Regions from separate parts of the Homo sapiens genome. Here region 1 is linked to region 2. A link is a loop called in an ENCODE intact Hi-C map of the cell type or tissue named here. Cell type or tissue: endothelial cell of umbilical vein. All regions are shown on one strand. Each heading gives the region's core, and the rest is flanking DNA. Links, peaks and the distances in the headings are about the cores only. Region 1 overlaps HLX-AS1 (HLX antisense RNA 1). Region 2 overlaps LOC105372932 (a long non-coding RNA gene).

Region 1 (16,114 bases), core at 6,080-11,079, 550 kb before region 2:
GCTGATAGGATTTCAGAAGAAAAAAAAAAAAAAAGAGAATTCTGAGGAACACAAACATCAGTAAAGAAAGGCCAAAAACTGAACAACATATACCAGAGGAAGCAGAGTTAAGGGTCTGGGAAGAACAGGAATATAAATAAATGTAATAAGTATTTTCAAAATTCTAATAAAGGATGTTGGAAACAAGAAGCAGATATAAATTATGAATAGGAGCCAAATGGAAATACAGGGTAGAAAAAATATAATAGTTGAAATAGAGAGTTCAGTGGGATGAAAGTATTTTTTCTTCCTTCCATTTCTTTAAAATATATGAGTGTTTAAAGCAAAAATTAGAGTACTCTCTTTGGGGTTTATAATGTATTGAGATATAATATGTATGTAACAATAGCACAAAGGCTGGGAGTGGACAAATGGAATTATACTGTTGCAATATGCTCTTATATTTCAGGCAATATTAGCTCTAAGTAATAAGTTAAGGATGCATATACAATCCCTAGAACAACTGCTAAACAAAAAATGCGAAGAGGTAAAGCTAAGTAGCCAGTAGAGGCGATAAAATGGAATGCTAAAAAATATTCAGTCATTCGGGTGCGGTGGCTCATGCCTGTAATCCCAGCCCGTTGGGAGGCCATATAAAACCCAAGTTTCTACTTTATGAAACTAGAAGAAGAAGAGCAATTAAACCCACAGTAAATATAAAGAAAGAAATGCTAGGGATAAGAGAAGAAATCAATCACATACAAAATAGAAAAATAATAGAGACAACTAACAAAATCAAAAATTGGTTATTTTGGAAGATTAATGAAGTGAAACATATGTCCACAAAAAGACTTTACAAGAATGTTTATAGCAACTTTATTCATAATAGACAATAACTGGAAACCAATGTCTATGAATAGAAGAATAGATAGATCAATGTGGTATAGTCATACAATGGTATACTACTGAACAATACAAAGGAAAGAACTGTTAGAACACACAACAGCATGGATCAATGTCTCAGACATGCTGAGCAAGAGGCAAAACAAAAGGGAGTAGATACTTTATGATCCCATTTATATGAGGCCAAGAACAGGAAAACAGACAAAAATCTATGGTGAAAAAAATAAAATATAAGAAATGGCTGCTGGTGGGAAGGTGGTTGACAAAAGAACTTTCTGGGATCATGGAAATGCTTTATATCTTGATAGCTGTGTGGTTAGATGGGTGATTTCATTTACCACTACTCATCAAACTGCAGTTAAAATCTGTGCATTTCACTTCTGAAGATTGTATATGAAGAAGAACTGTAAGCAAACATTAAACTTATTATGAAGTTTGCTTGTTGAAGTAGTAATGGTTAGCAAAAGAGTAAAAATATTGAGGATAATGGGAGCCAGATTTCCCATTGTTGGAGTTACAAACACAGCAAGAAGGATGAGTAGAATGTACTCTGTGTTGTTGAATTGAGATTAGGGGTATCAGTCTGAACATCAGTATAATAAAATACATGATATATTATATATATTTCCTAGCCATTGTCACCTGAAAAGACCTAAAAGCCATGCCACATCGGCGGCAATGGTTCTATCTAATGCCCAGATCCTGGTTTCTAAATACCACCTTCCATTAAAAGAAATCAGCGTTCTTTGGAGAAAAGGCTGATTCCAGGGCTGGGGCAGAAGTCAACAATGAGCCTAGAACATCTTGTTTGTGCTGGAAAGTCAGGAAGTGCTTGTCCAGTAACGAGGATATGTTAAAACCATATTGGAGCTAGCCTGAAGTGGCTGTCACAGGCCAAATCTATTATAATTTTATAATTGAATAGTAATAAATTAAACTCATTTGACAAAATGAAAATCCATTGATCCATATTGATATTGTCAGTCAATGAATAAATAAATAAATACGGGTAAAGAACAAGCTCTTCCTTACAGCAGAAGGAATGTTGGAGTTAGAAAATTATCAATGGGTGCTAAAACTGAAAAGTGAAAATTTAGGGAAGAAAAGAACATTTACATTGTCTCAAAGGATCTTGCAAAATATTACTTATTAGTTACGAAGGTGAAAATACTACCCTTACAGTGGAGAAATATGGCAGTTTTCACCTTACATCAAGAAGCTTTAGACAAACCCAAATTGAGGAATATTCTACAAAATAACTGATATGTCCTCTTCAGAAAAGTCAAGGTTAAGAAAAAAGGCTGAGAAACTGTTCCAAATTAAAGGAGGTTAAAGAGATAAGCCAACACAGCACAGTGCATGATCCTGGACTGGATACTGGTTTGGGAGAGCAGAATAGCTCTGTGCCCAGTACTGGGACAAATGTTACCATTTGAATATGCAATGTAGATTACATAATCATATTGTATTATGTCAGTGTTAAATATCCAGATTTTGATAATGGAACTGTGACATATAAAAGAATGTTTGTGTTTTTAAGGAAATAAACATTGAAATATTTAGGGATAAAGGGGCTGATATCTCCAGCTTACTCTCAAATGATTAAAAATGCCTACATATAAATAGATAGAAATAGGAAGTAAGGAAGCAAATGGGGCAAAATATGAAATGATTAATAAATCTAGGTAAAGAGTATATGGGCATTTCCTGCACTATTCTTTCAATTTTTCTTTAAATTTGAAATTGTATCAAAATTATAAGTTACCAACAAAATCCATGGGGAAAGGATTGTTTAGTAGAGGCAATCGAAATAGTGAGGAGTTAAAGGCAACCATAAATCTCTTCCCAAGGAACGAATAGTTATGTCAGACACAAATAATGGAATACAATGCAGAGTCAGAATTTTTAAATTATTTATCTGTCATCTATCTTATTTATCAATCAATCTTGAAAGGACAACATGACTAAATCTCAAAAATATATTTTTGCATGAAAAAGTAATGAATATAACGAGATCCACAGATAAATACGATTTGTGTACATTAATCACATATATGCAATAATATCATCATATTTACAGGTATGGACCTAACTAAGAACATAAAGTAGATACCCAGGAGTGGGTGCTTATGGGAGAGAAATGAATGAAAGTCAGGCTGGAAGAATAAAAGGAGAAAATAATAAAGTAAAATAACATAAGAAAGGAGCCTTGCAAGGGATGATGATGATGATATGACATGGACAGAAAAATATGATTAAGTTAAATATTTGCCACTGGTGTCCCAAAAATAGGAGGTGGTGGAAGAAAGGAAACAAAATGTGGAGTCCCTTTCAAGATGCCATTTAGACTCAGGTTTTTAGTTGATTCATTCATAAAACACATACTTGCCTGTGCACCAGGCACCTTGCTAGATGCTGGGAAAATAGTTTGAACGAGATAGGAACTAGGAACATCTTACAGTCCAGGAAACTAACCCCAGTGAGTGTTAGTATGTCACCGGAGAAGGCCAAGGATGGTATTTGCGATGAGGAAAGTTCAGAATAACTACCTTTTGCTGAGTTTGCCCAATTAATTCTGCTTCTATGAATGAATCATAGGAAGCCACTTTACCATTTCCCTTCAATTTATGCCTCCTTGCTATTTGGAGAATTTCCTTTAATTCCTGTTCTCTGTAATGTATTATCAATTTTGTTTTGACTAACTTGATCTGTTAAACTAGCCCTATGCACTGTTAAGAGTAATCCTCATAATCGTGAAGCCTGTCTATACCATTCATTGGTCCCTTGTTACTGTTCTTTTCCGTAATACTTGGTAGACATGTCGGGCCCTTCCTATGAAAAGCATAGGCTCTTTCTGCTCCCCTCAGGCCTATCATAATACTTTGCATTTGTTACACTCTCAGTTATATGGAATTAATAAATAAAGATATGCTAAATTAACTCAGGAGCAATCTAGTTGTGACATCTTGACTCTTGGGTTTCTACCCAAGTATCTAATCATTGCTATTGTATTTTAGAAGAAAAAAAATTTGTTAAGCATTTTTACAAACCTTAACATGAATTACTATACCTTTAGTCATTGGCAGTTCAGGATCCAACTAAGGAGAAATATATTTTCCCACAGATGGTCTAGGACGCAAACCACATTGTTTGTACTTTTGAAAAATAAAATAAAAATAAGATATTGCAAGAGCTTTGAAGTGCGTGGGTAACAATGGCAGGTTCCTTTGTTGAGCAGCGGATTTTCCTAATGCCACTCAGCTAGATTCTTATCAAACATTTCTGATCAGGAGACAATGAAAATGACCCAGCATGAATAAAAGAACAGATGAGAAATGTGCTGTGATAAAGGCTGAAAAGGAGGCAGGCAAGTGCCTGGGTCTTCATTGAAAACAAATAACCCGAGGTGGGGAGAGAGGCTCGCTTTATCTTTGGCATTCTTTTTATAGCTCTGATCCGGAATTGTTTTCCCTTGAAAATGAATGGAGTGCCAGGGAGAGCTGCTTGATCTTATTCTCTGGCCTTTTCATTGCACTGTGCAGCCATTTTAATGAGTTATTTCTCACAGTCGCCCTACCAGGCAGGTCATCATCAATATCCTTGTTTTCCAGGCAAAGCCTAAGTGAGGCAAGGGCTGAGGGTGATTCAGTAATGGGTCTTAATTATGTGAGGTTCATGTGGCTGAGGATGGCGAGCAGCTGTTTTGGGGAGTCTCTCCTGAGTTCAGAGGAGAAGGTATGAGCAGAGCTGGGGCAGGGGCAACATTACAGCAAAAGGAGTTCTGGACTAGGAGAGTGTTCCCTGCATTATCATGGAGGTTTCTGAGAAGAGGAATCTGGCTTCTGCCTCTTGGTTTGTACCACCAAAGCATCTACTAGATGCTATAGATGTACATCTCCCAGAAAATAAATGCTCAGTTGGTCGATTGATGAATGATATGAACAAGTCTTTATGTAGGGATATTTCGACCAAAGCTAGGGACAGATTGATCCGGTCCAACTTGACCTACCAAGAAGAAAAGACCAAAAGATTCTACGAGGTCACTGGCATTTCTTAGGATGCATAAGTAGTACTTATCTGCCATTAACACTGTTCAATTTAATTCAAAGTTCAGTCAAGTTAATGCTTTTGATCATCTGCTACATGGAAGGTGATAGACAAGGCTCTGGGTGGATTGCAGAAATAAATCAATTATGGCTCCTGCCTCATAAAGTGAAAGGTAGAGTGGGAGAGAAAGAAATGCATGCAACTTCTTACAATACAGGTATCTGAGAATATGAGAAGTGCTATCTTAGAAATTCAATTAGTTCATGAGACTATGGAAGAGGAAGTGAAGAATTCCAGTTTGGGCATTGGGAGTGAAGGGATAATAACTACACGTATTAACATTACTATGTGCCATGCAGATGATAAGTGCTTTACCTGAATTATTTTATTTAATGCTTACAACTGTATACAATAAGTACGAATGCGATTTTAATTTTCTTCATGATCATACGGAAGCAGAGAGCAGTTAAGTAACATACTAGCAAGCAGCAGAGGCAGAATTGAACTAAGGCTGTCTGACAGCGCTTAAGCTAAGTTTAAAGAAAATGCATGGATTTAGCACATGTTATATTCCAGTCTCTGGGTTAGGTGTTTAATATATATTATTTATTTACTTCTATAAATAACTCTAAAAATTATATTATCTCCCTTTGACACATCTGAGATTCAAAGAGTTTAAATGACTTGATCAAGTTACATGGTTAATAAATATCAAAAGGCACTTTCCTGCCCAGACTGGTGTGGCCTCATGCTGTGTCATTTCCACTCTCCACAAGGCTGCTTCAAGTAGAAAATAGTCAATGCTTCCTCAAGACCTCAGGAACCCCAGGCAGCTAGCCACGTCCAGCTGAAGGCAATTGACAGATCTCAGGCACGGTCTCTTAAAAGCCTCCAGCCCCCTGTAGGTTCAAGCCCATGGATAAACTGCCATCTGGAGCCCTGCAGCATCAACAGACTCAGGTAGAGCTTTCAGCCCTTCAGAACTGGTCATGTTGTCCCCAGGGTAGTTGTATTAGTTATCTATTGCAGTGTAAAAAATTACAGCAAGTTTAGTGGTGTAAAACATACATTACTATCTCATGGTTTCAGCATTCAAGCATCTGGCCATGGCTTAACTAGGTCCTCTGCTCAGAGTCTCACAAGGCACAAAGTATTGGCCAGTTGCATTTTCATCTGGAGCTTGGGCTCCACTTCCAAGCTCATGTAGGCTATTGGCAGAATTCAGTTCCTCCCAATGGTAGGACTAAGGTCCTCAAGTCCTAGATGCTGCCTCCCTCCAGAGGCAGTTGACAGCATGGCTGTTTGCTTTTTAAAAGCCTGCAGGAGAGCATCTGTTATGGACTGAATGTTTGTGTTCTCCCCCAAATCTGTATGTTGAAATCCTAACCCACAATGTGATCATATTAGGAGATGGGGCCTTTGAGAGATTATTAGGCCATGAGGATGGAGCCCTCATTAATGGGATTAGTGCCTCTATATAAGGAACTCCAGAGAGCTCTTTGGCTCTCTTTCTGTCATTTGAGAAGGCAGCTGTCTACAAAACAGGAAAAGAGCCCTCACCAGAACCTAAACATGCTGGCACTCTGATTTTGGTCTTCCAGCCTCCAGAACTGTGAGAAATAAGTTTCTATTGTTTACAAATCACTCTGTCTGTGGTAATTTGCCATAGCAGCTCCAAGGGACTAAGGCAGTGCCTCGTTCCTGAGGAAGGACACATGCCTCCTTTAAGGACTTTCATTTGATTAAGTCAAACCCTTGCAAAATAACCTCATTTTTGGTTCACTCAAAATCAAATGATTTGGGACCTCAATTACATCTGCAAAATCTCTTCATTTTTTGCAATATAATGTAGACAAATCACAGGAATGATATCCCACCCTATTCACAGGACTTGCCCACACTCATAGGGAGGGAATTATGTACAGCAAGTACACCATGGAGCAAGAATTTGAGGATCGTCTTAGAATTCCACCTGCCATGGGGCAAGAATTTGAGAATCGTCTTAGAATTCTGCCTGCCATGTGAAACTCATTCCTAGCACCGTGGATGCTTTGATCTCCTTCTGGCTAAAACAGGACCTCGTTATCTAGGCAGAGCCAGAGAAGAGTCTATATATGAGCCACATGCATTTTGGAATTGCCTGTCTCCATTTGCTTTTGTGCAGGGGTCACACACCACCATCAGTGAGGTTTGGCCATGGGTCAGCATTTCTGATGAAAGATTTCATGGGAAAAGGATGACATTTATGTCAAAAGTTGATTTGGTGGTTAGCTTTGGTGATTATCTTTTAATTATCTCTGCTTCCCCTCTCCCCCATTGTTGTTAACAGTCAAGACTTAGTTGTGCATATTATTTATTGAAAGAGCTAAAGAGGAAAAGGCCAAGGCTAAAGCCTAATAACTGAGAGGAAACAAGTCAGAAGACATCTAAATGTCAATTGATGGAATTGGCTTCTTGACTTGAAGATTATATCTTTAAACAGTCTTGGGAAACACCATTTTAATTCAACAAAGGAATTCTTATAAATACAATTTAATTGCTTTTTCAAGGATTGTCTATTGAGACCCCACATTAGGTTTTGTTTTGTCTTGTTGTGTTTACCATTTTCTTGCTTGCACACTTAGCCCCAAAGGGACTGGAGAATAAAAGAAGGCTAAGCCTGCAACACTAAGCACATTTGTAAGAAAGCAATTTAGGGAAAGCAGTTTTCAGTTTCATTCAAAAGTGTCCAATATTTCAATATTCCTAGACATTTCTTGCCATAGCAGTGCCAAAATAGAGACAACTTTTGCCCTGTAGTCAACTCTGATGATGAGCCATTTTTATTGAATCAAAAAGCCCCAAAACTCCCACCACAACTCTGATCAAAATCTGATCCTTAGAATGTCGTTAAGACTGAATAGGAGTTTTATTTCTACCATCTTCCACCGCTTTATTGATTAACTCTGCTCAGAACACAACCAGCTCACAAAGGCTCAGCTCCTAGAATTGGATGAGAAAGGTTTTTTACCAGAGAGAAGGGCAGAGGGATTTTTGTGGACTGACATCTGGGGCCCAGACTGGGACCACTGTGAGCCTGGAATATTCTTTCAGTCCTCCCCTCCTCATCATCCACCCATTTAAGACCGCCTCAAACTTGAAAGTCCTGATGACTTCACATATCTTGCTGGGTCTGTAATGAAGATGCTTATAAATATTACAAAAGATTTATCACTTTAGCGTGAAATTCTCTGATACCAGCAGGGAGTTTTTAAACACAACTGGCAACAAGAAGCATATGGTCAGAGATTCAAGTTACTGCTTTCTTTCTTTCTTTTTTTTTTTTTTAATTGTTGTCTGCCAAGGACAATATATTTTTTTCCCTTCTTCAAAATAAACATTGTGCAGGAATGTGCCTCAGCAAATGGCTGGGGCTCTATTATATTTCATGCAGCTTTCTAAACAATTTTCAACCCTGGGCTGGCCTGGTGTCAAACAGAAGGCAACCAACAATAGCAAAATCCCATTAAAGCCAAGAAGGTTCCTTCCTGAGGTGAACCTGGCCAGAAATAGTCATCTTGGCTCATTCTCCAGTTTGGCACTGGGGACTAATAATGCACGGTCTCCTAATGGAAATTATCTAATTTCATCCAAGAGCTCCTCCAGAGAGAGCCGGGCTGACGCACTAACAGTCAATATAACAACATTCTTCTTGAAGTGCTGAACAATAGGCCTTTGGAGAGACTGTGATAAACCACGTCAGACTCCGGACAAACACGAGTGTAAAAATAGGCATCAGAGGCATTGACACAGCCACCTAATTTCTCAGGAGGGAGGCCCACAGAGGAGGGATTGTTCAGAATGCTTGTTGAGAATACTTCATCAGAAGTAGTGGGAGAAGGATAGTGAAGAAAGAAAGAAAAGGGATGGGGAGAGAGATAAAAAGAAGACTGAATAAGATCAAGAATGGGGAAAAAATAAGAAAATGATAAATGAAAGAGAGGAGTTAATTCTTCATCTGTGGTACAACTGTCCATGGTCTGCTAATATAAATCAAACTTTGGGTGTGATTCCCATTAACATCATGGGGCTGTGTTTCAAATGCTCTGTGCGAAGAAAAGCCAGCAGGAAATAATGCTCCATTTAAGGAGATATATGTATGTATATGTGTATATATATATATATCTCACATATGTATATAGGAGTTCTGTGAATTTACCACTATTCTAAGACCAACAGGATCATCCTGAGGCATACATTTGGTTTTAAGTTTCCTCATGTTATTACTTGTTTTCTGAATATTTTTAACCTCCTCTAAATTTTAAGCTTCTGAAGAGTAGGAACTGGCTTGTGTCTATAACGATTATCCACATCAAGACAATAAGTATCAGTCAAAAGTGTTGATTGGTTGATTATTCATTGAGCCTAATAGTCTTGAAACATCAGAGAGTCTCTCATGAGTGGGTATTTCAAGAAATAAATTTCTCCAAAATGGGTAATTTCAAGGCCCAAATCCATGTCAACACCTCCCTGATTCTGCACCCACTACCACCTTCCTACTTCCCTTCCCCACCAACAAGCTAGAAAATGGCGTGGGTTCTGGAATACAGAATGGCTTCCCTAGACTACAGGGCCTAAGATAGACCATGGGACATTCTCCTTGGGCCCAACATGTGAATTTGCAACTCTAGGCTGATGCAAGAGAACGTATTCTAGCTATATTCACACCACTGGAATAATATTCACAGTCTGAATCAAGATGGTGGCTCAAGCACATGCCTGCTTTCCCTGCCCAAACCCCAATCCAGATATATATTCAACATACAGATAACACTGTGTCTTGGGAGGGAAATTCTGTGTCTGGGGGATACCAGAGTGAAGAGCCTACTTCTTTAGATATGCTTTTGTACATTTTCAAGGTTGAACTCTGTGAATATAACACTATTCAAAAATTTAAAATTAAGTTTAAATAAGCTAATTTTAGAGTATCAATATAAAATAAAATGGAATTTAAGGCCAAATGCATAAAAGGAAAAATGAGACATATTTATATTGATTAAAAGTATACTTCATGGCTGGATGTGCTGGCTCACGCCTGTAGTTCCAGCACTTTGGGAGGCTGAGGCAGGAGGATCACGAGGTCAGGAGTTCAAGACTAGCCTGGCCAACATGGTGAAACCCTGTCTCTACTAAAAAAACAAAAATTAGCCAGGCATGGTGGGCACCTGTAATCCCAGCTACTCAGGAGGCCATGGCAGGAGAATCACTTGAACTTGGGAGGCGGAGGTTGCAGTGAGCTGAGATGGCACCACTGAACTACAGCCTGGGCAACACGAGTGAAACTCCATCTCAAAAAAAAAAAAAAAGGACAGTTAACTAAGAAGTCACTTAACTTCATGAATCTAACAACTTCGAAATATACAAAACTGATAGAAATATAAGGAGAACCTAATGATGCATAAAAAATAAGACTACACAAAAAGAAGGTATTATATAGTAATAGCATTTGAATAACATACACATATCTCATAGATATATGTAAAAGTTGGTATTCAAAAAGACAACACATTTTAAAAAACATACAGAAATTTACAAAATCAGTTCATATGTTGAGCCACAGAGAAAATATCAACAAATTCCAAAGTAAACAGGGTCATGCAAGTTGCATTCTCCTAGTGCAAAGCAATAAAAATGGAAATTAATGAAAGTGCTAGCCACATAAACACACACATATAAATCTGTCCACTTGGAAGTATAAAATATCCCTCTATGTTCTTGGGTATAAAAGCAAAGCAAAACTATTTAGAAATAAATTATGAGAACTCTTATCAAAATAAATGGGACATAATCAAAGCAATACTCAGAAGAAATTTTGCAGTTTTAAAATGCATTTTTCTTAGAAAATAAAAGATTGAAAAATAATGAAAGCATTCAACTTAAGAATAATAGCAAAAACAAAATTAATAAAGTTAAAAAAGAAAAAATAGAAAATATTATGTGCACATATATTAAACCATTTTAAAAGGAAAATATTGTGTGTCCTTGGGATTTCTTTTGTAGAATACATTAAACTGGATAGATGTTGTCAAATATTTATTTAAATAAAGTATTGGCCAGGTGTGGTGGCTCATGCCTGTAATCCCAGCACTTTGGGAGGCCAAGGTGGGCAGATCACGAGGTCAGAAGATCGAGACCAGCCTGGCCAACATGGTGAAACACCACTTCCACTAAAAATACAAAAATTAGCTGTATGTGGTGGTGCATGCCTGTAATCCCAGCTACTCAGGAGGCTGAGGCAGGAGAATCGCTGGAACCTGGGAGATGGAGGCTTCAGTGAGCTGAGATTATACCACTGCATTCCAGCCCGGGCAACAGAATGAGACTCCATCTCCAAAAATAAAAATAAATAAGTATCAGTAAAGATGATTTCTGGTGTGTTTTGCATAAAATATTGCTAGGATTAAATTACAACACAAGTAAAGGATTTGATGCAGTGCTTGTACCAGAATAATTACTATTTAGCTGCTATTATTACCATTAAATATCTTTTTGTGACAGGAAAATCACAGAAGAAGTTCATTTTAGTGTTAAAAAATTTTTTTTTAAATTTACTGGACTAAAACCTGCTTTCATATTGTCTTTCTCTCATTCGCTCCGTTAATGGTTACCTTACTCCTTGTCTCTACTCCCCCAATCTTAAAACCTGAATCACGGTACTCTTTTTCATACAGGACACATTTTCAAATATACGGTGAAGAAGGATGGGCCATTACACATGTGCATAGTTTTCACTTCTCTTATCAGGTGAAACATTCCCAACTGTTTATTTTTCCTTACTTAAATGAAAAGGAATCTAGGTCTTCCACCTTCTTTTAAAAAATATTTTATTTTTTATGGATACATAATGGATATACATATGGATGTACATGTGGTAATGTAATACCTTAATATAATTTGTAAAGACCAAATCATTGTAATTAGGGTATCCATCACCTCAAATATTTGTCTTTTCTTTATGCTAATAACATTCAGATTATTCTCTTCTAGCTATTTGAAATATATAATGGGGTACTGTAAACTGTAGTCGTACTACTCACCTATCAAACACTAGGTCTTATTTCCTATGTCAAACTGCATATTTATACTCATTAATCAACCTCTCTTCATCTGCTCCTACTCACTACCTTTCCCAGCATCTGCTAATCACCAATTTACTCTCTATCTTCATGAAATTCACTGTTTTTGCTCCCACATATGAATGAGAACATGTGATATTTGTCTTTCTGTGCTTGACTTACTTCACTTCACTTCACATAATGACCTTCCATCCATGTTGCTGCAAATGACAGAATTTCATCTTTTTATGGCTGAATAGCATTCCACTGTTTATATATACCACATTTTTTTATCCATTCATTCACTGATGGGCACTTATGTTGATTCCATATTTTGGTTATTGTGAATAATGCTGCAATAGACATAAGAGTGCAAACATCTCTTCAATATACTGATTTCATTTCTTTTAGATATATACCCAGTAGTGGAATTGCTGTATCATATGGTAGTTCTATTTTTAGTTTTTTGAGGAAACTCAATACAATTGTTATACTGGCTGTACTAATTTACATTCCCAAACACAGTGTACGAAATTCCCATTTCTCCATATCCTTGCTAGCATTCATTATTCCTCGTATTTTTGATAAAAGCCATTTTAACTGGGGTGAGATGATATCATATTGTGGTTTTGGTTTGCATTTCTCTGATAATTAGTGATGTTAAGCATTTTTTCATATACCTGTTAGCCATTTGTATGTTTTCTTTTGAGATATTTGTGTTTAGGTCTTTTACCCATTTAAAAATTGGATTATTTGTTTTTTTGCTACTGTGTTGTTTGAGGTCTTTATATATTCTGGCTATTCAATCCCTTGTCAGATGGATAGTTTGCAAATATTTTCTCCCATTCTATGGGTTATGTCTTCACTTTGTTGATTATTTCCTTTGCTGTGCAGAAGCCTTTTAGCTTGATAATCCTATTTGTTGATTTTTGTTTTAGTTGCCTGTGCTTTTGAGGTCTTACACAAGTAATCTTTGCCCAGGCCAATGCCATTGGGCATTTCCCCAATATTTTCTTTGAGTAGTTTTATAGTTTCAAGTCTTAGATTTAAATCTTTAATGCATTTTGTTTGAGTTTTGTATATGAGGAGAGATAGGGCTCTAGTTTTTTTCTTCTACATATGGTTATTCAGTTTTCCCAGAACCATATATTGAAGAAATTGTCCTTGCCTCATTGCATGTTCTGGGCAACTTTGTTGAAAATGAGTTGGCCATAAATGCATGAATTTATATCTAGGTTCTTTATTGTGTTCCATTGGTCTACATATCTGTTTTTATGCCAATACCATGATGATTTACTTACTATAGCTTTGTAGCATATTTTGAAATCAGGTAGTGTGATGCTTCCAGCTTTCTTTTTTTCACTCAGGATTGCTTTGGGTATTGGGGGTCTTCTGTGGGTCCATATAAATTTTAGGATTCTTTTTTCTATTTTTGTGAAAAACGTCATTGGTATTTTGATAGGGATTGCATTGAATCGGTAAATTGCTTTGAGTAGAATAGTCATTTTAACAATACTAATTCTTCCAACCCATAAACTGGAATGTCTTTCCATTTTTGCATTTCCTTTTCCATTTATTTCTTCAGTATTTTATAGTTTTTCTTGTAGAGATCTTTACTTCTTTGATTAGATTGAGTCTTAAGTATTTTATATTCTTTGTAGCTATTGTAAATGGAATTACTTTCTTGACTTCTGGGGTATATAAGTGCTACTGATTTTTGTATGTTGATTTTGTATCCTGCAACTTTACTGAATTTGTTTATTAGTTCTAATCCTTTTTTGGTGGAGTCTTTAGGATTTTCTAAGTATAAGATCATGTCAACTGTGAACAAGGCTAATGTGACTTCTTTCTCTCAATTTAAATATGATTTATATTTCTTTTTTGCCTGATCGCTCTGGCCAGGATTTCCAGTACTACGTTGAATAAAAGTGGTGAAAGTTGGCATCCTTGACTTGAAGTTGGCATCCTTGACTTGTTGCAGATCTTAGAGGAACGGCTTTCAATTTTTCCCTGTTCAGTATGATCAGTTAGCTGTGGATTTGTCAATGTGACCTTAATTACTTTGAAATATGTTCCTTCTATACCCAGTTTGTGGGTTTTTTCCTCATGAAAGTATGCTGAATTTTATTACTTTTTCAGCATCTATTGAAATGACTATATGGTTTTAGTCCTTGGTTCTGTTAATGTGATGTATCATATTTATTGATTTGCATGTGTGGAACCGTTCTTCTATCACTGGGATGACTCCCACTTGATCACAGTGAATGTTCTTTTTGATGAGTTGCTGAATTCAGTTTGGTGGTTTTTGTTAAGAATTTTTGCATCTATTTTTATCAGTAATATTAGTCTACAGTTTTCTTTCTTTTTGTGTCCTTGTCTGATTTTAGTATCATTTTAGTATCAGGGTAATGCTGGCCTCACATAATGAGTTTAGAAGGATTCCCTCCTCTTCAACTTTTTTTGGAAGAATTTGAATAGAATGTTTGGTATTAGTTTTTCTTTAAATGTTTGGTTGAGTTTGGTAGTAAAGCCATCAGGTCATGGCTTTTTTAAAAAACATTTTTTTTAATAGAGGCAAATCCTTGCTCTTTTGCCCAGGCTGGAGTGCAGTGTTGTGATTATAGCTCACTGCAGCCTCGAATTCCTTGGCTGAAGTGATCCGCCTGTCTCAGCTTCCCAAGTAGCTAGGACTACAGGCATGCACCACCAAACCCAGCTACTTTTTTTTTTTATTTTTATGTTTTGTAGAGACGGGTTCTTGCTGTGTTGTGCATGCTGGTCTTGAACTCTTGGCCTTAAATGATCCTCCTGCCTTGGCCTCCCAAAGTGCTGGGATGACATGCATAAGCCACCACGCCTAGCCTGGGCTTTTCTTTGTTGGGAGACTTTTTTATTAAGCCCTCTATCTCATCACTTGTTATTAGTTTGCTGAGGTTTTCTCTTTCTTCATGGTTCGATCTTAGTAGGTTTTATGTGTCCAGGAATTTATCCAGTTCTTCTAGGTTTTCCAATTCATTGCTCTGTGGTTGTTCATAATAATCTCTAATGGTCTTTGTATTTCTGTGTTCTCAGCTATCATGTCTCCTTTTTCATTTATAATTTTATTTATTTGAGTCTTTTGTTTTTCCTTAGTCTGGCTAAAGATTTGTCATTTTTATCTTTTCAAAAAATAGACTTTTAATTTTGTTTATCTTCTGTATTTTTTTAGTCTCAATTTCATTTATTTTTACTCTGATCTTTAGTATTTTTTCCCTTCTATTAATCTTGAGTTTGGTTTGCTCTTGCATTTCTAGTTCTTTGAGGTGCATTGTTAGGTTATTTATTTGAAGTCTTTCTGCTTTTTTGACATAGGCTTTCATTGCTATAAAATTCCTTCTTACTATTGCTTTTGCTGCATCCCATATTTTGATATGTTATATTTCCATTTTCATTGTTTCAAGAAATTTAAAAATTTTGTAATTGACCCTTTGGTTCTTCAAGAGCACGTTGTTTAATTTTAATGTGTTTGTGCATTTACTGAGGTTCCTTTTATTATTAATTTCTAGTTTTATTTCATTGAGATAAGAAAAAATACTTGATATGATTTCTACTTTTTTGAATTTGTTGAGACTTGTTTTGTAGCCTAAGATATGTTTTTGTAGCCCAAGATACAGTCTGTTCTTCAGAATCTCCCCTGTGCTGATGAAAAGAATGTGAATCCTGCAGTCATTGGGTTAAATGATCTGTTATTGTCAGGCTTATTTGTCTAGTTTGTAGTTTAACTCTGATTTTCTTTGTTGATTTTCTGTTAATGATATCTCCATTACTGAGAGTGGGTTGTTGAAGTTGTATACTATTATTGTGTTGAAATCTATCTCTCCCTTTAGATCTATTAATGTTTGCTTTATATACTTGGGAGCTCCTATGTTGGGTGCATGCATATATTCTCTTGGTGAACTGTCTCCTTTATCATACATAGATTTTCAGTTTATATTCTCTTGCTGAATTGTCTCTTTTACCATATATGGTGACCTTCTTTGTCTCGTGGACTTGTAGTCTGTTTTGCATGATGTAAGTATACCTATTCCTGTTCTGTTTTGGTGTCCAGTAGC
Region 2 (16,114 bases), core at 3,937-8,936:
TCAGGTCCTTTAAGGACTTCTCTGCATTGGTTATTCTAGTTAGCCATTCATCTGATCTTTTTTCAAGGTTTTTAACTTCTTTGCCATGGGTTCAAACTGCTCCTTTAGCTCGGAGAAGTTTGATCGTCTGAAGCCTTCTTCTCTCAACTCGTCAAAGTCATTCTCCATCCAGCTTTGTTCCATTGCTGGTGAGGAGCTGTGTTCCTTTGGAGGAGGAGAGGTGCTCTGATTTTTAGAATTTTCAGTTTTCTGCTCTGTTTTTTCCCCATCTTTGTGGTTTTATCTACCTTTGGTCTTTGATGATGTTGACGTACAGATGGGTTTTTGGTGTGGATGTCCTTTCTGTTTGTTAGTTTTCCTTCTAACAGTCAGAACCCTCAGCTGCAGGTCTGTTGGAGTTTGCCGGAGGTCCACTCCAGACCCTGTTTGCCTGGGTATCAGCAGCGGAGGCTGCAGAACAGCAAATACTGGTGAACAGCAAATGTTGCTGCCTGATCATTCCTCTGGAAGTTTTGTCTCAGAGGAGTGCCCGGCCATGTGAGGTGTCAGTCTGCTCCTACTGGGGGGTGCCTCCCAGTTAGGCTACTCGGGGATCAGGGACCCACTTGAGGAGGTAGTCTGTCCATTCTCAGATCTCAAGCTGTGTGCTGGGGGAACCACTACTCTCTTCAAGGCTGTCAGACAGCGACATTTAAGTCTGCAGAGGATTCTGCTGCCTTTTGTTTGGCTGTGCCCTGCCCCCAGAGGTGGAGTCTACAGAGGCAGGCAGGCCTCCTTGAGCTGCGGTGGGCTCCACCCAGTTTGAGCTTCCCAGCCGCTTTGTTTACCTACTCAAGCCTCAGCAATGATGGGCGCCCCTCCTCCAGCCTCACTGCTGCCTTGCAGTTTGATCTCAGACTGCTGTGCTAGCAATGAGTGAGGCTCCGTGGGCGTAGGACCCTCTGAGCCATGCAAGGGATATAATCTCCTGGTGTGCTGTTTGCTAAGACCATTGGAAAAGTGCAGTATTAGGGTGGGAGTGACCCAATTTTCTAGGTGCCGTCTGTTACCCCTTTCCTTGGCTAGGAAAGAGAATTCCCTGACCCCTTGCACTTCCCAGGTGAGGCAATGCCTCGCCCTGCTTTGGCTCACATTTGGTGCGCTGCACCCACTGTCCTGCACCCACTGTCTGACAGTCCCCAGTGAGATGAACCTGGTATCTCAGTTGAAAATGCAGAAATCGTTTGTCTTCTGCGTTGCTCATGCTGGAAGATGTAGACTGGAGCTATTCCTATTTGGCCATCTTGGAACTGCCCCTGCACTGATACATTCTGACCTGATAATTCTAAATTTGGGAATTTATCCCAAGGAATGAATCTTAAATACAGCAAAAGCTTTATGCATCAAGATATCAGTTTCATCATTGTTTCTATTTGTGTGACATTGAAAACAATCTAAATGTCCAACGGTGGGGGAATTATCCATAAATCGTGATATACCCACATGATGGAAAATTATTCAGCTTTCAGAAGTGCTATAAGATGGGGAAAATGTGTATTAGAAGGTGATGTAATGTTAAGTAAAATGTGCAGTATGAGCTCAATACATAATAAAACCTGTATAGAAAAAATAAAGGATGGAAATAGGGGAATAAAGATTTTGGGGGTAATTGTCATTGAGTGAAATTTTTCTCTTTGTGTTGTTCTTCATTTTCCAAAGTTGATGTAATGAGCATATATAACTTTGTAAATAAGGAAAAATAAAATTCAGAGGAAACACTGGGTTTTCACTGCTTTCCAGAGAAAGAGCAGGTAGAGAAGCCATGTGGTAGCTGCCTCTGTGCCCTGCTGGGAAGGCAAGGGATAAAGGAAACTTTCCTTGATGCGGCTCTTGGGGCTTCCCTTTAAGCCTAGTGTCTTGACTTGTGCTCTGATGAAAAGGGATCTACTGAGATTTGGAGAGTTTCTAAGTTTAGCATTAATCCCACCTGAATAAGAGGTTTGAGTAAACTTGCAGGAGGGAAGGGGTTTCCGTGTTTATAAATTTTGGAGTTCCCTTGGGGATACAATTGCCACGGAAGTCACCACCACTTGACAATAGAAGAACCAAGAGCTATATCTCATTGTTATACCTGTTATACCTCATTGAGTTTCAGTTGAAATGTACCCCTTCCCAGACCATCCTTCTTTACCTGGTGGGTTCTAAGTACAGGCTCTAGAGTCAGACTGCCTGTTGTTAGATCCTGGTCTCCACATTTAGCAGTTGTGGACCATGGGAAAGTTTCTTTACATCCCTGAGCTTTAGTTTCCTCACCTATAAAGTGGGGATAATAATTGCCCCTATTTTATGGGATTCTAAAGATTAAATGAGATAATTCACACAAAGTGCTGAAGAAATGCACATAGAAAACATTCATTAGATTAAGTTGTTATTAGATGTGATATATTAGCAGTTTTAAAAATTAATTATAAATTTTTAAAATGATTTATTTTGAGTTTACTTGTTTATTATGTTTCCCTTATTCATATATGATCTCCATAAAGGCGGGGGCTTTGTTTCTCTTATTAATAAGTAAAACAGAGCCCAGTGCATGGTGAGTGCTCCAGAAAAAATTATTTAATAACAGAATGATCACATGTGCATCTGATAAGGATCAATACTCTTCCCTGACTATAAGGATTTGATTGAGTCTACACTATCTGATGTGGATCCATTAGGAAGATACTAGTGGTAGGGGGTCTCTTAGCAGAGGGGAGTGCAACGGTGAGAGTATGATGAGGGTAGATACAAGGAAGGGTAGTTGTTCACCACAGTAGTGGACATGTAGCTGAATCCAGAGCTGATGTGAGAGGCCAGGGCTTCAAAGGGCCAAGGAGATAAAAGAAGGGAATGTGGCTCCAGTGCAGAAGACAGGGAGGGGTCTGAGAGTGTTGTGAGGACAGGCTGTGTGCATGAGAAACCATCTGTATAGGACCCCCAGCAAGGTCACAAAGAGGACAGTTCTATCTCAAGGACTGAGTTCTTTCCTGGAAGCATAGCTAGGACTTTTGTTATAGAAGCAAGTCAAGGAAGAGAAAAATTTTAAAGAGTAGATAAAGGAAATGGCCCTAGAAAAGTGACTCCCAGGCCCACATCAAATACTACTTCCATTAAAAACCTTCCTTGATTAATCCAGCGCAGCCACTTACATGGCATTTAGCTTTCACTGTCTTCTATTTTGAATAATTTGTGTTCAGTACTTATTTGGACTACTGAATTATACACTGAAGTTTTCTCCAACAGGATGGTTTTGCCCAATTTTGTGACATCAATGGGGAAAAAAAAGCTAGACTGATTAAATCATGCCTCAAATGCCTTTTTGAATGATTAGAAGTTGATATACCTTTGACTCCTTCTGGGCCTCAAACTGTAATTTCCTTAAACAGTTCACAATTCCAACTCTCTCTCTTTCTATCTTTTTCTTCCTGTCTCACATCACTGCCAAAATTTGTCCTAAATGTTTAAGCTATGCTTGTTGTATTAGTTTTGGATTTGTAGGGGCCAAGGAAGAACGTTCGCCTTCGTCCTCTGAAGGTTCGCTGAAAAGTCAACTTGCAAAAGGCAGAGGAATCAGAGTAAAGGCATACAGATTAAGGTGTATATATGGGAGCCTTTAGATGAAGACCCAAAGATACAGAGGAAATTGTCCATTTTTATGCTTAGGTTCAACAAAATTCCGCAGACAGCTATGTAGAAATATGAATGGAAAAAAAGGGTATGATGTAATGCTAATAGATGGACTGAGGAAACCCAGCAAGGCCTGTCTAGATTCTGCTTGGCCTCTCTGAGCATGCATTCCTTCCTTCTGGATATAGGGCAGAAGCCTCTCTGGAATGAGGATCTTATGACCTACAGTCAAAAATGTTAGCCCAGGTAATTTCTTTATGGTCAATTTTTACGCAGAAAGATAGAGGGAAAGTTAGAGCAATATTTTTAGGTTTTATGGCTGGCTTTGTGGAAAAGAGGTTCTGGTTTCTATGACCTGCCTTAGAGAAGAGGGCTTCTAGTTTCTAAAGAATTCTCTAGTTTCTACAGATTCTCACCTTGGGAGAGAATGGGACTGAGAGTTAGGGGGGCAGGAGAAGGTCAGAGAAAAACTTTTGCTTCTGAGGCTTTCATTTTGGGGTATTATTTTTGGAGCCCCAGCAACTTCCTTCATATATTTATGCAGATTGCTGTTGTCTAAAATGGTAAACTTTTAGAAGATGGGCACTGTCTTTATTGGTGTATTAGCATCTCTGCACTTTGAGTTAGAACAGTGATACTAAGCCCTAATTTTTCATTCTCCAGGTGATATTTTTTAGTGACATCCACTTTTTCTTCTTTGATAGTTCTAACTCCTTGACTAATTCTCAAAATAAATTCTTTTCAATTAACCATAATTTACAAATACTATGTGCAGAGAGTATTTCTAAGGTTATTTGGAAGCAGCAATATAAACATTTGTCATAACTCCTCCCAAATTGGAAATGGATCTATGAGAGGATAACAGCTAATAGTGTTACTATTCATATGTATAAAAGTGACTTAATTGATGAGGGTGAGGAGCAGGGCAGGTTAAATCTTTCCTTTTATGAATACTGTTGTTTCCTGATATGCCTAGTTTCAAGAAGTTGGGCAAGCTAGAAGTTGGATTATGACTTCATCACCTATGACTCACATGGAATGCACAATTTTGATCCAAAACTTTTGTTCTAATAAGATTTCAACTTCCAAACATTGGTAGCAATGAGAGCCAAGAGCAGGAATGTGACAGTGTGCCAGGTTGATCACAGTGTTTAGGGTTTTGTTTTTTTTTTTTTTGTGAAATGAAGTCTCACTCCATTGCCCAGGCTGGAGTGGAGTTGTGCAATCTCGTCTCACTGCAACCTCCACCTCCTGGGTTCAAGAGATTCTCCTGCCTCAGCCTCTTGAGTAGCTGGGACTACAGGCACGTGCCACCACACCCAGCTAATTTTTTGTATTTTTAGTAGAGAAGGAGTTTCACTGTGTTAGCCAGGATGGTCTCAATCTCCTGACCTCGTGATCCATCCGCCTCGGCCTTCCAAAATGTTGGGATTACAGGCATGAGCCACTGCACCTGGCCTATGCTTTCTTTTTAACAAAAGTTGTTTTCAACAAAATTTGACTTTGCTCAAGAATGGCACTAGTTTTTAGAAAAATTTTGGAGTGGTGAAGTCAAGGAATTTTCAACTGAAGTAGATCATGTGCTCATTGACAGCAGCAAAATGGCATCCGTGGGGGATCCTAACATAGAGGCACCATTTCTCCACTCAGGGAAAGGATTAGGCATAGAAATGCAAACATCAAGCTTTGCTTGGTACACTATTATTTCCTTGCTGAACTCCAGATGATAAGGTAACCAACTGGCCCTGAAATCGTAAGTGGGTGAATTCAACTATCAGATGCTTTACTGTGATAAAAGTGTCAATAATATCTCAGACTTAGGCAGTGCTTTGTAGTCTACAGAGAACTTTCATCTACTTTCTCTCACTGGATCTTATCACTTGATTCCTTATGATAGGCAAAGTTAATATGCATATTATCAAGTCCAGGTCTAGCTCAGTCCTTGCTGCATACATTATTCGTGCTTAACTACTTATAGAATTGAAGTTGTTGAATCTACGGTTTCAGATAAGAAAAGAATGTTTAATGATTTCTGCAAACTCAGCCATACCAGGTGAAACTGCTAAGACTTAAAGCCATCTTTTATGCCTTGTGTCCTCTGATGTTGCCATTGGCGCTTGTAAGAACACTTCTTTTCCCCAAGTCACTGTTGATACCAAAGAAAGCTATTATCCCCACATCTATCCCTGGTGCCACTGAGCGGTAAGGATTTGAACAAGCTTGAGAATAGTGTTTAAAGTAATTAGTTCCATATTAAAAAGAAAAAGAAGAGAGAGTAGGAAGGAGCAGTAAGCAGAAAGATGATTAAGGCTTTGGGTGTGGATCAGAATGGTATTTAAAATAAATACAACAAAAGTTATCCAATAATCAGTAAACAGTAATATAATTAGAATTTTTTTTTCCTATTTACTTCCTTTAACATGCAATGGGGGGAAATGGTAACAAAAAAAAAAGTCAAGGACTCAATCAAACAGATGGTTCTCAAGTTATTATTTTCTCCTTACTGTTGTTTACAAGAAAAAACTCCTTTAACAAACCGTGACTCACAGATTCCAGTGGGACCAGAAATTCTCTATGTGAAGGAGAGGAAAATAGTGGGAAGAGAACCCGCATCATAAACTTTTATTATGCACATTATTATGCCTCATTAATTAACCCAACCACTGTCCTAGTGACGTCTTGGGCTCACTTCACAGGAAAAAATTAGTCTGGATTGCCAAGTTAAATAGACAATTACAGGAAGATCAAATTATGCCTACATTGCATTCTGTCAGGGCATCAAGCCAAATTCATGTCAAACTCATAAGACTGGAATATCCTTAAAAAAACAGCCCTGAAGAACCAATGTCACAAGCCATTTGACGTCCACACGGAGGATGTATTGATCTTGCCTGAGCTTCCTTTCTCAGAATCGCATAACAGACCAAGAAAGAGGGCTTTCTGAGCATCTTACTCTCTTCCACACAGCAGCTGGCTAGATCCTTTGTTATGTACAATAAAGCACAATGAAACAGGGAAAAACATCCCACCTCATGAGCTCCATCCCTCATCCTGGCTGGCAGCTGTCACAGATCTGAAGAAACAGCTTAGACATTTAAAGAGAACAATGAAAATCCCCAGTGTAGGTTTTCCACAGTGGAACCCTTGGTTCTGTCCATGATCTTGAGGAACACTTTTCCAAAAAATCTGAGCTGAGGCCAAAATGAATAAAGCTCACCCCAGATTTTCAGAACCCACAGTGGAATGCCTGATGTCCCCAGCACCAGAGACAACACGATACTGGAGAGAATAAGAACAATTGCCACAATGCTTTCAGGTAAGGTGATGTTTGCTGGTGGTTCAGGACTCAAAAAGAGAATTGAATGTGTCTTGTATCTACTGAGGAATGAAAGTTTAAGAATTTAAGTGTGGAAGACTGGATGCAACTTGGAAAGAAAGCTTCTTCCTGATTCCCATTCTGGGACATTCCTCCTTTATAATCAGAAGTGTCTACCTGAAGCCTTTTTCCATGTTACTTCCATTTTATGAAGAACCCCCGCTCCCTCAAGTGGTAGAATCTATTTGCTCCCCTCTTGTGGTTTTCTATGAAACAAGAATTATGTTTTAAGAATCCTGAGCTCAAACCTAAAGAAGACTAGCAGGTTACATGTTATATCTCTGAAAAATCAGCTGACATATAAGTTCCGCTCCCTTGGAATCACCATATTGTGAGGAAGCACAAGCTAGCTGAAGGAAGCACCACATGGAGGAGAACCAAAGAAGTCAGAGAATAATGAGAACTTACCCATATGGCTTCTGTTAAATTGTCCCAGCCAGCTGTTACTGGTCAGCCATCCTAGCTCATGCCTGGAAATTGCGGAGTAGAGATGAGCTATCCCCACTGTGCTCTGTCTGAATTGTAAGCAAATAAATGGCTGTTGTTTTCTGGTGGCAAGTGTGGAGAGATATTTTTCCATGCAGATGACTAGAATACCCTCCAAATCTGGCATGGATGCTTCTCCTGTGATCTTTGTGCCATTGCGGACCTCCAGCATGTTACTATCCTGCTGCAATATCCAAAACAAAGATGTCTTTCTCTGGCCTTCTCCCTTGCCCCAATTTTGTCCTCTTTAAGGATGTGGAAACTTATTATCTTAATAGTCGTCACAATTTCTCTTAGGGAGGGAATTCTCTTCATTTGTAAATATAAGTTTCTGAGCCCCTGGGGATTGAATGCTCTGTGGGCAATAGTCAAGGCTTCCAAGAAAAATGGCTAAACTTGTCTGCCTAGGAAAGGAAGTGTTTTGGAATGTAATGAGAGAGAGAGGGACAGAGAGACAGAGAGACAGAGAGAGACAGAGAGAAAGGGAAGAGAGAGAGCTCTGAAGAGGCCCCGGGAGGCAGAAGATCTCCCCTGTGTAGGGAGGCAACCAATGGACAGTTCCCTATGACCCATGAGAGAAACTAAGGCACATATTGAAATGAAAATGACTACTGTAAAATTTGAATTTGCCTGGTGTTTTGACATGCTATATCCCTTCCTCCTTGTCCATCTCTTCCCCATAAAACCACCATATCTTACCACACTCATACCAAAAGCATGGGCAACAAAAGAAAACATACATAGGAGAGGTGGAGTAAGATGGTAGAATACAAAGCTCCACTGATTGCTTTCCCTCCCCACATCCCCACCAAAGACACCAAGTTAACAACTATCTACACAGAAAAAAACACCTTCATACAAACCAAAAATCAGGTGAACACTCACAGTACCTGGTTATGACTTCGTATCACTGAAAGAGGTGCTGAATAAATAGAAAATACACTCCTGAATGGCTGATGCCACCCCTACCCCACCCTGGCAGCAGAGGTGTGATGCAGAGAGCTTCTCTAGGTGCTGGGAGAGGGAGAACACAGCAGTTGTGAGGCACTAAACTCATACTGTCCTGTTAGAGGAGAAAGAAAAACAGCTGATCAAATTCACCAAACTCAGCGGATGCCCACCCACGAAGGGAGCATTTAAAGGAGCCCTAGGATGAAGGGAATCACTGATCCCAGCAGTTCAAACTTGAGTACCTTCAAACCTCACCATCAAGGGCTACAGCACTCTGTGTCTTCAAGTAAACTTGAAAGGCAGTCTAGGCCACAAGGGCCACCAATCTTAGATGACTCATAGTGCTGAACCAGGCCTACAGACAGTGGACTGGAGTGGGGGCACACAACATACTGAGAGGCCAGCTGGGGCAGCCAAGGGAGTGCTGGTATCATCCATCCCATAACCCCAGGTGGCACAGCTGGAGGCTCCAAAAAAGACCCACTCCTTCTGCTTGAGGAGAGGAGAGGGAAGAGTGGGGAGGACTTTGTTTTGCATCTAGAATACCAATTCAGCCACAGTAGCATAGAGCACTGGTCAGAGTTGTGAGGCTTCTTTTCCAGGCCCTAGATCCCAGGTGACATTTCTAGAGACACCCTGGGCCAGAAGGAAACCCGCTGCCTTGAAGGAAAAGACCCAGTCCTGGCAGCATTTATCATCTGCTGACTGAAGAGCCCTTGGGCCCTGAATAAGAAGAAGTGATACTCAGGTACTACGTCGAGAGCCTTGAGTGAGCCTCTGAGACTTGCTGGCTTTAGGTGAGACTCAGCACATTCCAAGCTGTGGTGGCTATGGGGAAAAATTCCTTTGGCTTGAGAAAAGCAGGCGGGAAAGTAAAGGGGACTTTGTCTTGCACCTTAGGTACCAGCATAGCCACAGAGCAGTAGAGCACCAAATGGGCTCTTGGAGTCCCTGATTCCAGGACTTAACTCTTAGATGGCATTTCTGGTCCTGCCCTGGGCCAGAGGGAAGTCCACTGACCTGAAGGGTGAGTCACAGGCCAGGTAGCATTCATGACAAGCTGATTTAAGAAACCTTGGGTCTTAAGGGAACATCAACAGTAGTCTGGCAGAACTCCTCGTGGCCTGGGCTGGCAGTGGCTGTGGGGTGAGGCTCTTCTGCCTTTGAAGGGAAGGGAAGAGTGGGAAGGACTGTGTCTTGTGGTTTGGTGCCAGCTCAGTTGCAATAAAATAAAACACCAGGTAAACTTCTAAGGTTTTTGACTCTAGTTTCTGACGCCCAGACAGTACTTCTGGACCCACTCGGAGGCGAGTGGGGGGACCTTGCTGCCCTGAAGGGAAGGACACAGGCCTGGCTGACTTTGACACCTGCCAATTGTAGAGCCCCAGGGCCTTGAGTGAATTGTAGAGCCCCAGGGCCTTGAGTGAACAGCAGGCAGGAAGTGGTTACAGCAGACCTTGGCTGAGACCTAATGCTGTGCTGGCTTCAGGTCTGACCTGGTGCAGTCATAGTGGTGGGGGCCACAGGGATGCTTGTGTTATTCTACTTGCAGCTTTAGGTGGCTCAGAACAGAGACAGATAGATTCTGTATGTTTGAGAGAAAGTAAGGGAAGAGGAATCTGCCTGGCAATCCAGAGAATTCTTCCAGATCCGGTCCAAGACCATCAAGACAGTACGTCTATGAGTCTGTGAGAACCATAGTGTTACTAAGTTTGGGGTGCCTCCTAAAGCAGATACAGCTTAGATCACAATATTCAAGCCCTTTCAAATATCTGGAAAGCCTTCCCAAGAAGGATGACTACAAATAAACCCAGACAGTGAAGACTATAATAAATACCTAATTCCTCAATGCCCAGACACTGACAAACTTCCACAAGCATCAACATCATCCAACTGAAAACATGATCTCACCAAATGAACTAAATAAGGCACCAGGGACCAATCCTGGAGACACAGAGATACATGACCTTTCAGACAGAGAATTCAAAATAGCTACTTCGAGGAAACTCAAAGTAATTCAAGATAACACAGAGAAGGAGTTCAGAATTATATCAGGTAAATTTAACAAGGAGATTGAAATAATTAAGAACCAAGCAGAAATTTTGGAACTGAAAAATGCAGTTGGCATACTGAAGGATGAATCACAGTCCTTTAGCAGAATCAATCAAGTAGAAGGAAGAATTAGTGAGGTTGAAGACAGGCTGTTTGAAAATACACAATCAGAAAAGACAAAAGAAAAAAAAGAGAAACAATAAAACATGCCTACAGGATCTAGAATATAGCCTCAAAAGAGGAAATCTAAGAGTTATTGGTCTCAAAGAGAAGGTAGAGAAAGAGATAGGGTAGAAAGTGTATTCAAAGGGATAATAACAGAGAACTTCACAAACCTAGAGAAAGATATCAATATCCAAGTAGGTTATAACCAAGAAGGTTATAGAACACCAAGCAGATTTAATTCAAAGAAGCCTATCTCAAAGCATTTAATAATCAAACTCCCAAAGGTCAAAGATAAAGAAAGGATCCTAAAAGCAGCAAGAGAAGAGAAACAAATAACATATGATGGAACTCCAATACATTTGGCAGCAGATTTTCAGTGGAAACCTTACAGGCAAGGGGAGAGTCACACGCCATATTTAAAATGCTGAAGGAAAATAACTCTTACTGTAGAATAGTATGTCTGGTGAAAATGTCCTTCAAACATGAAGGAGAAATAAAGGCTTTCCCAGATAAATAAAATATGAGAGATTTTGTCAACACCAGGCCTATCCTATAAGAAATGCCAACTTGAATACTTCAATCAGAAAGAAAAAAATATAAGCAATAGATAATCAACAGAAGGTATAAAACTCACTGCTAATATTAAGTACACAGAGAAACACAGAATATTATAACCCTGTACCTGTGGTGTGGAAACTACTCTTATCCTAAGTAGAAAGACTAAACAATAAACCAATCAAAAATAAGAACTACAACAACTATTTCAGACATAGTTGGTACAAAAATATATAAATAGAAACAAGAAAAAGTTATGAAGGGGGGAGACAAAGTTAAGGCATAGGGTTTTTATTAGTTTTCTTTTTGCTTGTTCCTGCAAATAGTGTGAAGTTGTTATCAGGTTGAAATAATGGGTTATAAGATAGTATTTGCAAGCCTCATGGTAACCTCAAAAAAAAAAACATACAATGGATACACAAAAAATTGAAAGCAAGAGACTAAATCCTATCAGCAGAGAAAATCACCTTCACTAGAAGAAGACAGGAAGGAAAGAAAGAAGGAAGAAAAGACCATAAAGCAGCCAGAAAACAAATAACAAAATGGCAGGAGTGAGTCCTTATTTGTCAATAATAACATTGAATGTAAATAGACTAAACCCTCCAATCAAAAGGCATAGGCTGGCTAAATGGATAAATAAAAAAACAAGACCCATTGATCTGTTGCCTGCAAGAAACACACTTCACCTATAAAGACACATAGGCTGAAAATAAAGCAATAGAAAAGATATTCTATGCCAATGGAAACCCCCCAAAAAAATATCAGGGGTTGGTATAATTCTATTGGATAAAATATATTTCAAGACAAAACCATTGAGAAGAGACAAAGAAGGTCACTATATAATGATAAAGGGGTCAATTCAGCCAGAGGAAATAACACTTGTAAATAAATATGCACACAACACTGGAACACCCAGATATATAAAGGAAATATTATTAGAGCTAAAGAGAGAGATAGGCCCCAATACAATAATAGCTGGAGACTTCAACACCCTTCTTTCAGCATTGGACAGATCTTCTAGACAGAAAATCGCAAAGAAACATCAAACTTAATCTGCACTTCAGACCAAATGCATTTAATAGATATTTACAGAATATTTCATACAAGAGCTGCACAATACACATTATTTTCCTCATCACATGGATCATTCTCAAAGATAAACCATATGTTAGATTACAAAACAAGTCTTAAAACTCAAAAAACTTGAAATAATATCAAGTATCTTCTCTGACTACAGTGGAATAAAACTAGAAATTTATAGGAGGGATTTTGGAAATGATACAAATACATGAAAATTAAGCAACATGCTAGTGAATGACTAGTGGGTCAATGAATAAATGAAGAAAAAAGCTGAAAAATTTCTTGAAACAAATGATAATAGAATCACACCATACCAACATCTATGTAATACAAAAAAGCAGTAAGAGGGAAGTTTATAGCTATGCATGCCTATGTCAAAGAAGATGAAAAACTTTAAATGAACAATTTAAAAATGCATCTTAAAGAACTAGAAAAGCAAGAGCAAACCAAACCCCAAATTAGCAGAAGAAAAAAATAATAAGAATGAGAGCAGAAAAAGATATAATTGAAATTTAAAAAAATACAAAATATCAATGAGACAAGACATTGGTTTTTTGAAAAGTTAAACAAAATTGTCAAGCCTTTAGCAAGACTACTAAAGAAAAAGAGAGAAGATCCAAATAAATAAAATCAGACATAAAAAAGGAAACATTAAAACTGATATTGCACAAATTCAAAAGATTATTAGTGGTTACTATGAGCAGCTATACGCCAATAAATTGGAAAAGCTAGAATAAATGGGCAAATTCCTAGATACATACAACCCACCAATATTGAACTGGGAAGAAATCCAAAACCTAAACAGACCAATAACAAGTGACAAGATGAAAGCTGTCACAAAAATTCTCCCACTAAAGAAAAGCCTGGGACCTGATGTCTTTACTCCTGAATTCTACCAAACATTTAAAGAAGAATTAATATCAATTCTACTCAAACAATTCTGAAAAATAGAGGAGGAAGGAATACTTCCAAACTAATTCTACAAGGCTCTTATTATCCTGATACCAAAGGCAGATAAAGACACATGAAAGAAAAAAAGAAAGAAGAAGAAGAAAAAGAAAGAAAGAGAAAGAAAGAAAGAAAAAGAAAGAAAAAACTACAGGCCAGTATCCCTGATAAACACTAATGCAAGAATTCTCAAAAAAATACTGGCAAACCAAATTCAACAATACATTAGAAAGATCATTCATCATAAACAAGTGCAGTTTATCCCTGGGATGCAAGGATGGTTCAACATACACAAATCAGTCAATGTGATACAGCATATCAACATAATGAAAGATAAACACCATATGACCATCTCAATTGATGCTGAAAAAGCATTTGATAAAATTCAGTATCCTTCATGATAAAAACCATAAAAAATGGGGATAGAAGTGTACCTCAGCATAATAAAGGCCATATATGTTAGACCCACAGCTGGTATCATATTGAATGGGGAAAACCCAAAAGCCTTTCCTCTAAGATCTGGAACATGACAAGGATGCCCACTGTCACCACTGTTATTCAACCTAGTAATGGAAGTCCTAACTAGAGCAGACTAGAGAGAGATATAAAGGGCATCCAAATTGGAAAGGAAAAAGTCAAATTATCCTTATTTACAGGTAATATGATTTTACGTTTGGAAAAACCCAATGACTCCACAGGAAAACTATAGAACTGATAAAATATTCAGTATAGTTTAGTGATAAAAAATTCAGGATACAAAATCAACATACAAAAATCAGTAGCATTTCTATATGCCAATAGTGAATAATGTGAAAAAGAAATTAAAAAGTAATCCCATTTACAATAGGCACACATAAAATTAAATACCTAGGAATGAACGTAACGAAAGTAATGAAAACTGTAAAACACTGATGAAAAAAATTGAAGAGGACACCAAAAATAAAAAAAAATTGCATGTTCATGGATTGAAAGAATCAATATTGCTAAAATGCCCATACTACCCAAAGCAATCTGCAGATTCAATGCAATCTCTATCAAAATACCAATGACATTCTACACAGAAATAGAAAAAGCAATCCTAAAATATATATGGAACCACTAAGCAAAATGAACAAAAGTGGAGGAATCACATTACCTGACTTCAAATTATACTACAGACCTATAGTAACCAAAGCAACATGGTACTGGCATAGAAACAGACACATAGATCAGTGGAACAGAATAGAGAACCCAGAAACAAATCCACACACCTACAGTGAACTCATTTTCAACAATGGTGCCAAGAACATACCCTGGAGAAAAGACAGTCTTTTCAATAAATAGTAATGGAAAAACTGGATATCCATATGCAAAAGAATGAAACTAGACCTCTATCTCTCACCATATAAAAAATCACACCAAAATGAATTAAAGACAAATCTAAGACATCAAATCATAAAACTACTACAAGAAACAGTCAGAGGAAAATCTCTAGGACATTGGCCTGGGCAAAGATTTCTTCACCAATACCCCACAAGCACAAGCAACCAAAGCAAAAATGGACAAATAAGATGACATTAAGTTTAAAAAGCTTCTGCACAGCAAATAATATGATCAAGAAAGTGAAGAGACAACCCATAGAATGGGAGAAAATATTTGCAAACTACCCATCTGACAAGAGATTAATAATCAGACTATATAAGGAGCTCAAATAACTCCACAAGAAAAAGTATAATAAGCCGATCAAAAAATAAACAGATGATTTGAATAGAGATTTCTCAAAAGAAGACACACAAGTGGCAAACAGACATACGAAAATGTGCTCAATGTCATTGATCATCAGAGAAATGCAAACAAAACCTACAATGAGATATCATCTCACCCCAGTTAAAATGGCTTATATCCAAAAGACAGGCAATAACAAATGCTGGTGAGAATGTTCAGAAAGGGAATCCTTGTATGCTGGTGGTGGAAATGTAAATTAGTACAACCAGCATGGAGAATAGTTTGGGGGTTCCTTAAAAAACTACAACTTGAGCTACCATATTCAGAAATCCCACTGCTGGCTATATACCCTAAAGAAAGGAAATCAGTAAATCAAAAAGATACCTGCCCTCCTATGTTTGTTGCAGCACTGTTTACAATAGCTAAGATTTGGAAGCAACCTCAGTGTCCTTCAACAAATAAATGAATAAAGAAAATGTGATGCATATCCTCAAGGGAGTACTATTCAGCCACAAAAAAGAATAAGATCCAGAAATTTGCAACATCATGGATGGAACTGGAGATCATTATGTTAGGTGAAATAAGCCAGGCACAGAAAGACAAACGTCACATGTTCCTCACTTATTTGTGGGATCTAAAAATTAAAACAATTGAACACATGGACATAAAGAGTAGAAAGATGGTTACCAGAAACTTGGAAGGGTAGTGGGGGGCAGAAGGGAAAGTGAGGATGATTAACGGGTAGAAAAAAATAGTTAAAAAGCATGAATAAAACCTACTATTTGATAGCACAATAGCCAATAATAACTTCATTGTACATTTTTAAATAAAGAGTATAATTGGATTGTTTGTAACTCAAAGGATAAGTGCTTGAGGGGATGGATATGGATACCCCATTCTCCATGATGTGCTTATTTCACATTGCATACCTATATCAAAACATCTCACGTACCCCATAAATATATACAACTACTATGTACCTGCAAAAAAATTTTAAAATTAAAAAAAGTAGATACATTGGACTTGATTAAAATAAAAAACCTTTGTGCATCAAAGGATACTATCAATACAGTAAAAAGACAACCCACAGAATGAGAGGGAATACTTTCAAATTATATATCTGATAAGGGATTAATATTCAGAATATATGAA

Evidence for each region. Hi-C counts contacts between places; a loop is a spot of excess contacts. Peaks named below come from ENCODE experiments on the same cell type or tissue, not always from the same donor. Only the 100,000 strongest peaks of a DNase experiment are listed, where the experiment ranks them.
Region 1: a loop joins it to region 2, with 10 times the contacts of the local background. A loop is called at or near these places in 1 of 110 quality-filtered maps.

Annotation. Positions count from the first base shown.
Region 1 is chr1:220,835,293-220,851,406 of GRCh38, forward strand. All of the region lies in intron 1 of HLX-AS1 (HLX antisense RNA 1), which reads right to left. Among named protein-coding and RNA genes, the nearest start is that of LINC01352, 14 kb to the left of the region's middle. In endothelial cell of umbilical vein, for the core only: no CTCF peak of the experiment used is centred there; a DNase peak (open chromatin) is centred at 8,569; H3K27ac peaks cover 883 bases.
Region 2 is chr1:221,387,913-221,404,026 of GRCh38, forward strand. The region is part of intron 3 of LOC105372932 (a long non-coding RNA gene); the gene reads left to right. Among named protein-coding and RNA genes, the nearest start is that of LINC02817, 60 kb to the left of the region's middle. In endothelial cell of umbilical vein, for the core only: no CTCF peak of the experiment used is centred there; DNase peaks (open chromatin) are centred at 4,679 and 6,389; H3K27ac peaks cover 1,696 bases.